2 separate regions of the Homo sapiens genome follow, and region 2 is linked to region 1. A link is a loop called in an ENCODE intact Hi-C map of the cell type or tissue named here. Cell type or tissue: mesothelial cell of epicardium. All regions are shown on one strand. Each heading gives the region's core, and the rest is flanking DNA. Links, peaks and the distances in the headings are about the cores only.

Region 1 (4,396 bases), core at 286-4,285:
CTGTGCAACTCGCCCATCAGGAGATCCATTTGTGAGCTCATGCCACCAGGGCCTTGGGTTCCAAGCACAGAGCTGTGCAGATGCTTGGTGGCTGCTCAGGTTGCAACCAGCGGCAGCAGGCTGGACACTGCTTAAGATGAACAAGTTGGGGGGAAGGGGTGCCTGCAACCACTGTGGCTCCAGTCTGCCATTTTCCCTTGCTGGTGCCCAGGATATGCACAGTACAGTGGCTGTGGCAGATAGTGGCCAGCCTGCTTCTTTAGGTGGGACCCTGATCCATTTCTCCTCAGCAGGTAGGGCTTCCCTGTGGGAATTTCAGAAACTCCAGCCAGGGGTTTATGGATAGAACTCTGATCTCCCTGGAATGAAGCACCTGGGTGGAGGGGCAGTGGCAGTCTCTGCAGTTCAGCCAAATTAGTCTTTCTTGCATGCTGGCTCTGAAAAGTCCAGGCAGTCCAGATGAGAGGGACTACCCCCAGCACAGTGCATCCTCTCTGCCAATGGGCAGCCAGAGTGCTTCATTAAGTGAGTCCCTGATCCCTTGCCTCCTGACTGGGTGAGACCCCCCACCGACAGGGGTCACTAGGCACCCTATACAGGAGCATTCCTGCCAGCATCAGGTCGGTGCCCCTCTGGGATGGAGCTCCCAGAAGAAGTAGCAGGCAGCTATCTTTGCTGTTTTTCAGCATTCACTGGTGATGCCTCCAGGTGCAGGAGGAACCCAGGAGAATGGGGTCTGGAGTGGAACCCCAGCAAACCACAGCAGCCTGGCAAAGAAGGGCCTTACTGTTAAAAGAAAAACAAACCAAAAGCAACAACAACAACAACAACATCAACAAAAAATACCCCACAAAAACCCACCCAAAGGTCAGCAGCCTCAAAGATTGAAGGTAGATAAGTGGTGAATATGAGAAATAATTGGCCGGGCGTGGTGGCTCATGCCTGTAATCCCAGCACTTTGGGAGGCCGAGGCGGGTGGATCATGAGGTCAGGAGATCTAGACCATCCTGGCTAACATGGTGAAACCCCGTCTCTACTAAAAATACAAAAAAATTAGCTGGGCGTGGTGGCAGGTGCCTGTAGTCCCAGCTACTTGGGAGGCTGAGGCAGGAGAATGGCGTGAACCCGGGAGGCGGAACTTGCAGTGAGCTGAGATCGGGCCACTCACTCCAGCCTGGGTGACAGAGCAAACTCCATCTCAAAAAAAGAAAAGAAAAGAGAAATAATCAACAAAAAAATGCCAAAAACTCAAAAAGCCAGAGTGCCTCTTCTCCAAATGATCGCAATACCTGTCCACCAAGGGCACAAAACTGGACAGAAGCTGAGATGGATGAATTGACAGAAGTAGGCTTCAGAAGGTGGGTAGTAACAAACTTCTTTGAGCTACAGGAGTATGTTCTGACCCAAAGCAAAGAAGCTAAGAACCATGATAAAACATTACAGGAGCTGTTAACCAGAATAACCAGTTTAGAGAGGAACATAAATGACCTGATGGAGCTGAAAAACACGACATGAGAACTTCACAGTGCAACCACAAGTATCAATAGCTGAATAGACCAAATGTAGGAAAGAATCTCAGAGCTTGAAGACTATCTTGCTGAAATAAGACTAGCAGACAAAATCGGTGAGAACCATGGATTATATAAAAAGACTGAACCAACAACAAATTGGAGAACTTGAAAGAGACGGGTAGAACAGAACCAAGTTGGAAAACAAACTTCACGATACCATCCAGGCGAATTCCCTCACCTAGCATAACAGGACAACATTCAAATTCAGGAAGTCCAGAGAAGCTCAGTAGGATAATCCATAAGAAGATCAACCACAAGGCACATAAACTCCAAGGTTGAAATGAAGGAAAAAAAATGTTAAGGGTAACCAGAGAGAAAGGTGAGGTCGCCTATAAAGCGAAGCCCATCAGACTAACAGTGGACATCTCAGTAGGACCCTAGAAGCCAGAAGAGATTGGGGAACTAACATTCAACATTCTTAAAGAAAAGATTTTCCAGCCCAGAATTTCATATCTGGCCAAACTAAGCTTCATAAGTGAAACAGAAATAAAACCCTTTTCAGACAAGCAAATGCTGAAGGAATTAGTCACTGCCAGGCCTGCCTTTCAAGAGCTCCTGAAGGAAGCACTGAATATGGAAAGGAAAAACTGTTACTAGCCACTACAAAAAGACACTGAAGTACACACACCAATGACACTATGAAGCAACTACATTAATAAGTCTGCAAAATAGCCAGCTAGTATCATGATGACAGGATCAAATTTATGCATAATAATATTAACCTTAAATGAAAATGCACTAAATACCCCAATTAAAAAGACACAGAATGGCAAGCTGGATAAAGAGTCAAGACCCATTGGCATGCTGTAGTTAAGAGACCCATCTCACGTGCCAAGACATACATAAGCTCAAAATTAAAGGAGGGAGGAAAATTTACCAAGCAAATGGAAAGCCAAAAAAGCATGGGCTGCAATCCTAATTACTGACAAAACAGCCTTAAATTAACAAAGATGAAAAAAAGACAAAGGCATTACATAATAGTAAATGGTTCAATTCAACAAAAAGAACTATACTAAATATACATGCACCCAATACAGGAGCACCCAGATTCATAAAACAAATTCTTAGAGACCTACAAAGAGACTTAGACTCCCACAGGATAATAGTGGGATATTTTAACACCCTACTGTCAATATTAGATCACTGAGACAGAATATCAACAAATATATTCAGGACTTGAACTCAGCTCTGGATCAAATAGACCTGATAGATATCTACAGAACTCTCCACCCAAAAACAGCAGAATATAAATTCTTCTTGGTACCACTTGGCATTTATTCTAAAATTGGCCACATAACTGGAAGTAAAACACTCCTCCTTAGCAAATGCAAAAGAACTGAAAGCATGACAAGCAGTCAAGCAGAACAAAGCACAATCAAATTAAAACTCAAGATTAAGAAACTCACTGAGAACCACCCAACTACATGGAAACTGAGCAACCTGCTCCTGAATGACTCTTGGGTGAATAATGAAATTAAGGCAGAAATCAAGAAGTTATTTGAAACTAATTAGAACAAAGAAACAACATACCAGAATCTCTGAGATGCAGCTAAAGCAGTGTTAAGAGGAAAATTTATAGCACTAAATACCCACATCAAAAATCTAGAAAGATCTCAAATTGATATTGTAACATGACAACTGAAAGAGCTAGAGAACCAAGAGCAAACCAACCCCAAAACTAGCAGAAGACAAGAAATAACTAAGATCAGAGCAGAACTGAAGGAAACAGAGACACAAAAAACCTTTCAAAAAAATAAATGAATCCAGGAGCTGGGTTTTTTTTTTTTTTTTTAAATTAATAAAATAGACCACTAGCTAGACTAGTAAAGAAAAAAAAAAGAGAGAATAACTGAATAGACACAATAAAATGTGATAAAGGGGATATCACCACTGACCCCACAGAAATACAAACAACATACAGAGAATACTATAAACACCACTATGCAAATAAACTACAAAATCTGGAAGAAATGGTTAAATTCCTGAACACATACATCCTCCCAAGACTGAAATACGAAGAAGGTGAATCCGTGAATAGACCAATAATGAATTCTGAAATTGAGGCTGTAACAAATAGCCACCAACCAAAAAAATCCCAGGACCAGATGGATTTACAGCTGAATTCTACCAGAGGTACAAAGAAGAGCTGGTACCATTTCTTCTGAAGCTATTGCAAATAATTGATTAGGAGGGACTCCTCCCTAATTCATTTTATGGGGCCAAATTCATCCTGCTACCAAAACCTGGCAGAGATACAACAAAAAAAGAAAACTTCAGGCCAATATCCCTGCTGAACATTGATGCAAAAATCCTTAATAAAGTACTGTCAAACTGAATCCAGTAGCACATTAAAAAGCTTATCCACCACGATCAAGTCAGCTTCATCCTCAATGCAAGGCTGGTTCAACTTATACAAATCAATAAATGTAAGTTATCACACAAACAGAACGAAAGACAAAACCACATCATTATCTCAATAGATGCAGAAAAAGCCTTCAATAAAATTCACCATCTCTTTATATTAAAAATTCTCAATAAACTAGGTATTGAAGGAACATACCTCAAAATAATAAGAGCCATTTATGACAAAACCACAGCCAATATACTGAATGAACAAAAGCTGGAAGCATTCCCTTTGAAAACTGGCAGATTTCAGAATGCCCTCTCTCACCACTCCTATTCAACATAGTATTGGAACTTCCCGCCAGGGGAATCAGGCAAGAGAAAGAAGTAAAAGGCATTCATATAGGAAGACTGTAAGCAAATTGTCTTTGTTTGCATATGACATGATTCTATATCTAGAAAATCCCATCATCTCAGCCCAA
Region 2 (4,396 bases), core at 229-4,228, 1.9 Mb before region 1:
CGGTAATCAGTATCTGGATAAATAAATGAATGCTAAAACTAGCCAACTAATTTCATTTTAAATTAAGACTTTTCAGGAATCACTATGTTTACTTATTACTCGCTAAGAGCTTGAAAGACTGTTCTAGGAAGGTAGATTTTATAGACTCAGGGAGTGGGTTGGGACTCAGGAACAATTAAATCAGCAGACTGTGAACTGTTAGCATGCTTTCTACAGTCACGAGGAAGAAGCAAGAGCCTTGCAAGGAATGATGGGATAGCGCCTTTATTGTGGGACAAACTAATTGCTTAATGAATAGCCAATAACATTTCCTCATACTCTGGTTTCTCTTTGGATCTTATAAACCCTTTGTCTTTTACCAAAAAAAAAAAAAAAAAAAAATCAAAACCAAAACCAAAAAACAAAAACATTTCCTTATGTAAAGGGACATGACTTTTAAAAAATATGAATATTTCCACTTTTCTTGTGGTTCTCCCTCCTGTCCTTCTGTCTTTTCAACCAGTTGTCAATCCTTGCCTCAGAAGAGTTTATGATTCTACAGAACAGCAAAGAAAAGCTTTTGGGTTTCAAAGGTATTGACTTTTATGTTGTAAAAATCTCAGGTCCAAAGGGAAAGTTGATGATATAAGAGTAAGGTTCCTGTTTGCATCCTTTTCTCCCACTGCAGGGTTGGGGAAAAGAAGCCCTCTGCACACCAGAATTACCCAGAGACATGGAACACTTAGCACTGCATCATATGTTGGCCTTACAGAGGTCCTCCGTATTCCAATGTGAGGAAGGAAGTGGTGGTACATTTGCAGAAGGCACTAAATTAAGCGACTCTAATGAACCAGATAGAAGGGACCACTGCAACAGGATTTAGTTTCCTCCTCGAACCATGAAAGAGACCAGGAGAGAATAGGCCTTCCTCTTTGGCAGCCAACATGGAAACAGGATGAACAAGACCAGGAGGAGGTTTTCCTCTGTTTCACAGGTATTCCATAGTCACTGGAAACTCATATGCATCCTGGAAAGCAGTAATATTGACTTTCCACCACAAAGTCAAAGTTTGCAACAGAAGCTAAGTTGTTATAAAAGAAAATAATTGCTTTAATATACGGACTGAAATTTGCACCCAATGCATTTAGATTTTGAATGTTACTGTTCAAAAAGCCAAGTCTGAAGCCAAATGTTTTTTTCTTTCTCTTTTAATGTTGATTTGCTTTTTCTGCCTGGATGCTTCAACAATTCTAACTTCATCTTTAAAATTTAGTAACTTAATGAGAATATACCTGGCTTGCTTATTCTGCAACAGCTTTCATATTAGAAGATATATTTTAAAATTTTTATTTAGTTTTATTCAAAATTTAAAGAAATACTTTTGTATTCTTTCTCCATATACCTTTTCTTTCCTATTTTTCAATGATTGATAGATGTCATTTATCTGCTATTTATATTCACCAATTTCTTTTCATTAGCTTTGAGCTTTTTGTCTTTTTCTCTCTGCATTTATACATGTTTTAAGACATTTTCCATGCTGTAATTTCAATTTTTAACTTGTTTTCTTCTGTTTCTAATTTATGTATTAGGTCTATAATAATAGAATCTTTTGTTTCTCATTTTTTCCCCTTTAGCACTTCAGTTTCCCTAATTTGTTTTATCATCTTGTCTTTGAGTTCTTTTATTGAATTCATTTTCTTCTAAATTCTTTTATACTGTGAAGTACTTGTGGGAAATAAGTTCTGTTCTTTGGGTTATGTCTTCTTGATGATGGATTCTTCATATGTTATTCACTAGCTAATTTTTTTTTCAACTGTAGTCTGTTGCCATTGTTTCCGTGGCATGCATTTTCATTCGGTTATTGGTTAACAGAGTGCTTTGTCTGGAAGTTTCTGTTATGACATAGTATGGGTAAATTCTCTTTGCTATAGTTCCTTTGTTTTGGAGAGTTGTTTGATTGTTAATTTAGGTGCTACATTTTGACGGCTTGGTTGTCTGTTCTATCGGCTTTTCTGAAGCCTGAGGGTTCAAGGATTAAAGAATTATAACCCTTGTTCTGGACAATTTGGGTTTGGCTTTCTCACTGAAATCCTACAAATGTCTCCTACTAGGGACTACCTATTTCCATTAATATTATCTATTTTCTCCATCTGAAGGTGGTAAGTTCCAGTATCTGTTTTTGTCTTTCTGAGATCCTCCAGGGGTGCGATCCTCCAGGATCCTCCAGATCCTCCGGGACCTCTAGTATCGAATATCTTCCTGTGTCTTTCTACTCAGCTCTCAGTCACCCTCTCTCTAAGTTGGAGGACATTAGCAGCATTCTTAGAATTTCTTCAACCTACTCTTTTTCTTTAGTAAGGTTTTTGGAGAATGAGAATCTGTTGGGTGTCTTGTTGGATTCCATGGTATTTATTTATCATACCTATTGTGAATATTCACAGCACTTGCTATAACATTTTGATGTATTTGATTATGTAGCACCACCCCTAACATGCCAAATGTAATGCAAAGTTTATACATACATTTTAAAATACGAACAAATCTGAATTTCTGACTTATGTTCTGTTTCCATTGCTTGACATTTACAGCATGAAGCTACTTCCCTTCCCTTGTTTGCTTGCTGCTGGTAAATTTGAGGCCATTTACTTTTTCTTTATTTAAAAAAAAAATCTTAACCCGAAAGACTGAGCTATGACTTCATATTAAGCTTTATAGTACAAGGCAAAAAAATGAATTCAAAATAGAGAGTTATGTAAAACCAAGTGTATTCATTCAATGAGAGTTCATTTTTAACTCTCTTGCCATTATTTACTGGGAACATAAATCTATTGTATTTTAACTTAAAAATGTAATTGTGCTCTAGATTCCAATTATCTTTCTTTTCTCAGCATTGTTATCAAACAAGTCTTAAAATGGGAATTTCAGTGCTTTTTGAATGAATTAATGTATTTTAAAATTTTCCTATATTTTACATAAACACCGTTTTGGAATGTGACTTTTGATAAAAATATTCCTCCTCAGTGAAATGAACCATCCCTGCAACTCTTACAGCAAATATATATAGTTATGCTAGTTTTATCTCTTCCCTGATGGGAAAGCACACAATTATCTATAAGATATTTCAGCCTGTAACTGTGTTTTATCCTTCTTTGAAGAACCCCCCCCCAACACATGTCTGTGTGCACACCCAAAACAGCTTTAATATTACTATAATAATATAGCAAAATGTTTGACGCTGGGTGCTATAAACTTTAATAAATGCAATGCAGTTTGAGAATCTTAACAAATTTCTAAGTGGACTCTTAAAAAACAGACTCTCAATACCTAAATCAGGATTACTAAAATGATTGCTGAAATGAAGTGTTTTATATTTCTATTGAGAAAGAAATATAAAATACAATATTATTATTATATGAGAAGTTTGAAAGAAAATATTCATTATCTCAATGTTTTTGGACCAAAAAAAAAAAATCTTAGTAAAAGTAACGTAAATACAAAAAAGTCTTCATTTTGCTTAACATATAAACATTTTCAAGGAAATTAAACATATCTGGTAGTTTTTAAGAAAATTAAAACTAGAAAATTTGATCCAAATTGCATGTTCTTTTCAGGAGCACGGACTATTCTCTCATGTTGAATGTGGCACTTTTTACATACAAGCAGGAGAGCAACTACACCAAGATTTTGGAAAACATGTTATGTAAGGTAAGATACTACTATTTCTAGTTTAGAAAACTGGAAATCATTTTCTATGAAGAAAAAGTAAGACTTCCAGTATTTAAAAAATTGACTAAATATGGCCAGGCATGGTGGCTCACCCCTGTGATCCCAGCACTTTGGAAGGCCGAGGCAGGTGCATCACTTGAGGCCAGGAGTTCGAAACCAGCCTGGGCAACATGGCAAAACCCCGTCTTACTAAAAATGCAAAAAATTATCCAGATGTGGTAGTGTGTGCCTGTAGTCCCAGCGGCTTGGGAGGCTGAGGCACAAAAATTGCTTGAACCCCGGGGGGGTGGAGGTTGCAGTGAGCCAAGATCATGCCACTGCACTCCAGCCTGGGTGACAGGTGACCAAAAAAAAAAAAATTTGACTGCCTTTAATAACTATGGCAATTACTGAAATTTATTAAAATATTTACTATCATCAAACATGTGCTACTGTTGTTAATCATATGTATTCTTTTGTTAAATACAGACATTGTAATAATACCCCAGACAATAGCAAAATGCTAACTATTCTTTACTTGTTTACCTATTCACCTAAATAAGAGCAAATTTACTAGTCTTCTATTTTACTTATGGGAAAAAAACCCATTATTTCCTTAAATGAAGTAAATCATCAATTAAATCAATAAAAGAACTGATAGTCTATAATCTTAGATCCCAGAATTTTTCCCTAGATACTTTTAGTTCTACTG

Evidence for each region. Hi-C counts contacts between places; a loop is a spot of excess contacts. Peaks named below come from ENCODE experiments on the same cell type or tissue, not always from the same donor. Only the 100,000 strongest peaks of a DNase experiment are listed, where the experiment ranks them.
Region 2: a loop joins it to region 1, with 16 times the contacts of the local background. A loop is called at or near these places in 4 of 110 quality-filtered maps.

What each region holds. Positions count from the first base shown.
Region 1 is chr4:172,192,661-172,197,056 of GRCh38, forward strand. The region is part of intron 2 of GALNTL6 (polypeptide N-acetylgalactosaminyltransferase like 6); the gene reads left to right. Among named protein-coding and RNA genes, the nearest start is that of GALNTL6, 380 kb to the left of the region's middle. In mesothelial cell of epicardium, for the core only: no CTCF peak of the experiment used is centred there; no DNase peak of the experiment used is centred there.
Region 2 is chr4:170,272,992-170,277,387 of GRCh38, forward strand. LINC01612 (long intergenic non-protein coding RNA 1612) reads left to right here. Exons shown (of 3, transcript NR_125889.1): 2 at 3,591-3,684. Among named protein-coding and RNA genes, the nearest start is that of LINC01612, 49 kb to the left of the region's middle. In mesothelial cell of epicardium, for the core only: no CTCF peak of the experiment used is centred there; no DNase peak of the experiment used is centred there.